Linked DNA regions of Mus musculus: region 1 is linked to region 2. Evidence: chromatin loops called from intact Hi-C (ENCODE). Cell type or tissue: heart. All regions are shown on one strand.

Region 1 (2,500 bases), 210 kb after region 2:
CCAGAAAGTGGGGATAACATTTGGGATGTAAATAAAATGATTTAAAAAAAACAAGCCATCACACTATGTAGCCTAAAATGTCAGTTTTGAATGCTAAATTCACCAGGTAGTAAGATATTCATTCATGAATATATTCTTGTTTTCATTTATGGGGTGATTCACATATACAATGATACTTCAATAATTTTGGTAGAATGTGGAATTAAATTTGGAAGATATAATATTCCAAAATCTAGCTAAGTGTTAATAACTAAGGAGGAGACATGTCAGAATGAATCAATGAATGGGGATGGGGGAGTTTCAGGAAGAGTTCATAGGGGCAAACCCACTGCCACATGTTCTATCACACTTGAAGATGGGGATATAAAAAAGGGAGACACGAGTGTCTTGGAGATCTTCGAAAAAAACCTTGAGTCTGTATCCAGCCACTATTGCCTTCATAGCATCTCCCTCAACCAGAGTGATCTCCACCCTAGTGCCTGCTCCCATCAGGCAGCAAGGTGCTTTGTGATGTCACAGCAGCTCCTCAGCCACTATTAGCTGAGAAGGACCTTGCTGACCAATCAGGATTCAGGGGTGTGGCCTCCCATTATTCAGGGTGCGTTCATAAGACCATGCCTCTGAGAGCTCTGGACCAGACCACCACAAGGCATCAGGATGGTGAAAGCAACTAAGAAGACACACTATCTGACACAGGATGTTGTGCCATCAACTTCGGCATCCAAACCCAAGACAGTGAAGATTTGCCATCGTCAGCCCTGTTCCAAATGTAGCAAGAAGATAAGAAACCCCAAGGTAAGCATAGTCCTTTCTCAGGTGATTTCCCCTCCCCCAGCACTCCTAACCCTTTCTTAGTCCGTCTCTTACAATCCCCTTCACATATTCCAGCTTTTCGAAGACTGATGTGCCCTTGTCACCTTACTCTGTTGAACTTCCAGGTGCAGAAGCCTAAGAAGAAGAGCAAGAAAACACTGCCAAGCATGCCTAAAAGAAAGACTTCTAAGAAAACTACACCACCAAAAACAAAGGACCAATAAAGGCAAGGGGAAAGAACTATTCGGTCACTACCGCCGTTTGTTGAAAGAGCTGTCAACAGGTACTGGGAAGAAGCTCGAACATAGCAGCAAGTGATTAAGAATGCAAGTAGACTCAGCATGCCAACCAAAGACCTGGAAATCTGTGAAATGGCTTGGTAGCTGAGCTGTGCCAAACTGTGTAGTCTCATTATATAATAAGTACTACACAGTGCTTTCACTCTGGTTAAAATAAAATAAAATCAATCTAATATGAAAACTATCTGTCTATGAGAATCTCTGAAGGAGCAAAGAAGGAAGGAATGGGAGGGAAAGGGGGCTGGGAACGGAGGGGTGGGGGAAAAAGGAAGAAACATGGGTATATAAGAAACAGGAAGTATTGGCTCCTACAGGGGTGGGAACCAGACCAGAAAATCTAAGACCTGCAGACAATGAAGGATTATGATGGAGCTAGCATGAAGAAAGCCTGAAGACAGGCCTTCTCCTGATGCTTTATCTCACAGGCCAAGGATGAAAAGGGACATTTCATGGGTGGGGAGGTTGCATCTATGAGAATATGCAGGTGCATATGCTCATGTTCATTCATGATGTGGTCAGAGCCAATTCAGCCAGGCAATCTCTGAGATTCGCCTGACCCCAAAACACAATGCTAGATTACTGGGATCTGCTTGTGGATGCTTAGGATTTAAATTCAGGTCCTTATGTAGAGCAAATGTAGAAGCCATTTTCCAAGCCCACAGGGTGTTCTTGCAAGGTGCAGGGATATTGCTTCAGGAAATGGACTGTAGAACCTACAGAATGAAAGATATTGGGTCATCAGTATCATCCCAACAAATAGCACATCACTTATAGGACACCTACCGACTAGTGGTGTTTCTGTTATTATTATTTAATTTTAGGCATTTTTATTAGATATTTCCTTCATTTACATTTCAAATATTATCCCCAAAACCCCATACACTCCCCCTGCCCTGCTCCTCAACTCACTCACTACTGCTTCCAGGCCTTGGCATTCACCTGTACTGGGGCCTATGATCTTCCCAAGACTGAGGGCCTCTCCTCCCATTGATGGCCGAGTAGGCCATCCTCTGCTACATATGCAACTAGGCCATCCTCTGCTACATATGCTACTAGAGACACAGCTCTGCGGGGTACTGGATTCTTATACCCTATCCTATATTAAGCAATTAAAAGACCTTCAGAAAATAAAAATACCCTAATATAGCATATCAGTAGAAGCTCAGGATTTGGCTTGTCTACCATGCATGAAACCTTAGATTTGAACCCCAGCATTGCATAAACTGGTTGCATGTCTAGTATCCCAGAATCACACTTGGAATGTAGAGTCAGCTGGACCAAAGCAAGTTCCAGGGCAGCCTGTAAACAATAGAACCTGTCTAAAAAAATAAAGTCCAAGGAAAATAATAGTGTTTATAACCAAAAAACAAACCAAAACATAACAGGTG
Region 2 (2,500 bases):
ATAAGGGGAAATGGAATACTGTAACAGTAAAGATAAAGTGGGATGGAATTGGGAGATCAGGGCAAAGGGGGGATGTGGAAAGGTATAACTAACTCTAAGGACCCTTGAAAAAGCCATATGGAAGTTTACTACCATAGAAACTTCCTAAATATAGTTATATATTTAGGAATATATAGTTATATATGTAGGAATATATAGTTATATATTTAGGAATATATATATATATATACTATATACTAATATATATATATATATATTTACTAATATATATATATATATATATATATATATATATATATATATATATATACACACTCACAGTTTACCCACAGTTGTCATCAACAGAGGCACAATGCTTTTCCCAGATAGCAAATAAAATGCCTATTCCCATGTCTGGGGTACCATGCCATTGGCCAGTGGGTTTATAGAGACCTCCCTAAATATAACAAACCTCTGACATTATTATTTTTGGTTACTCTCCAGAACTTCATGGTAAGACTGTGAAGATGCCACATCCTTAAGTTGTAGCACATGAAGCAATCAAACTGGTACTGACCTGGAAGCTTCATTTCTACTCAATAGCTTTCAGAGAGCTGAATGGTGCTTCACACGCTACTAAGGGACAAAATATTAATGGTCCTGTGTGTATGCCCTGAGTGGTAAAATAATTATTGGCTTTGCAATATATGCCCACTGGTTCAATAGTGTCATTAATTTTCTGGGACTAATCCACCACATTCTATTCATATTTAAGACTCAATCCACAACACTGAACTCTGCTACCAGTAAGTGGACCATGAAATCTTGTCTGGGTAGGTGATAAGCCCCAGGAAAGAATTTATTACTATTATTTTCCTAAATGAGTATAGCATTACACTGCCTCTCAAGGATTTATATTTATTACACATGAAAGAGTGTGCCTTTCAACACTCACCAGACAATCTCTTTGTAGGCAATGGCATTTAACATGGAGACCTCAATTGGCCAATATGCAGAGACTATGAATAAAAGAATAAGAGTGCTTGGTTTTAAATGCTACATCTATCACACAACCTTTCCCCTTACTAGTTAGGGATCATCATGAAAGAAGAAGATAGAAAGATTGTAAGACCCAGAGAAAGTAGACACCTGCAGCAAAATAATACTTGCAGGACATGAAAGGGATAGTGCATACATGAGCTCATAATAACTGGCTCTTTGAGATGTGATTATAATAATGATATACTGTATATAAGTTAAAAATTTTCAAAGAAAAAAATTAAAGTATCAATAGAGGCAGATTCTGTACTAAAAGGAATTATTTGCACCAGGTTAATTAGAGTTTATAAAATGACAAGGGAGGATTTGTTATTGGAGCAATGATGAAAGGAATGAGAAAGAGTAATTTGAACTCAAAGCACCAATGAGAGAGGATTCCTGTTTTTGTCTTAAAAGAGGAATATTGATTTGATTACAGCCAAAGAAGAGCAAAGGAAATATCACTCCTAAATCATGAACACTACTTTTATTGGTTGAGCAGCATTTTGCCTGCTCTATGTCCTCTGATTTATTTAATTTTTAAAACATATTTGCAATTGCATTCTGTAAAGGAAGGTAGTTAAAATGTTGGGTACAAATCATCTCGGTACTAATTACTGTTACTTAGTGATTCAAGTCTTGTGTGATAGTGTATCAGGTGATTTACGTCCATTTTGTACTGAAATCTAACATGTTGCTGTTTATAAGATTCCCTTTACACATAAAGAACTTGAAATGTTCTCAAGTTCACAAGATTGTTATATGACCTACACAGGCTCGGGAATTTCTCTCATCAAAACTTTCACATTTCTCCAAGCAAACCCTATGCCATTCATTTCCTGCACATTACATCAAAAATGTATTTCTGCTGATAAATGTATAACTTCAAACTCAGAATAATGATTTGAAGTACAGAGACCAAGGAATAAGCAAATAAATAAATAATAATAAATAAAAAAAGATTAAGTGTGAATAAGGAGATAGACTGAGGTAGGAGGATTGTTAGAGGTTCGCATCAGTCTAAGCTGCTCAACAAGTTTCACCTTGAAAGACATAGAAACTGCTTGATGTTACATTGCCTATAGAGACAAATTCAGTATCCATAAACCTTCAACAAACTAGGGGCTAAAATATTAGAAGTTTCAGCCTGTTACTATACGTCTATGTCTATGTCTATGTCTATGTCTATGTCTATGTCTATGTCTATGTCTATGTCTATGTCTATGTCTATCTATATCTATATCTATATCTATATCTACCATCTGTATCTATCTCCATCTCTATCATCTATATCATCTATATCTATATATCTATATATCTATATATCTGCATAACAGTTACATGATGGGCCACATCTGGGTAGATGTGAAAGGAAAATATAGATTAACACAATTTGTATGTGACAACATAAATCCTATTTTGGGATATCTGCTTAGCACTTTTCTGTTTCTCCATCACATTCCCTGCAAGGGGTACAGGGAGA

What was found. A loop is a pair of places that touch in the nucleus more often than their neighbours do. Peaks named below come from ENCODE experiments on the same cell type or tissue, not always from the same donor. Only the 100,000 strongest peaks of a DNase experiment are listed, where the experiment ranks them.
Region 1: a loop joins it to region 2, with 8 times the contacts of the local background. A loop is called at or near these places in 8 of 42 quality-filtered maps.

The regions. Positions count from the first base shown.
Region 1 is chrX:91,574,003-91,576,502 of GRCm38, reverse strand. It overlaps the pseudogene 1700084M14Rik. Among named protein-coding and RNA genes, the nearest start is that of Mageb17-ps, 50 kb to the left of the region's middle. In heart, no CTCF peak of the experiment used is centred here; no DNase peak of the experiment used is centred here.
Region 2 is chrX:91,783,727-91,786,226 of GRCm38, reverse strand. No RefSeq gene overlaps it. Among named protein-coding and RNA genes, the nearest start is that of Mageb5, 2.0 kb to the right of the region's middle. In heart, no CTCF peak of the experiment used is centred here; no DNase peak of the experiment used is centred here.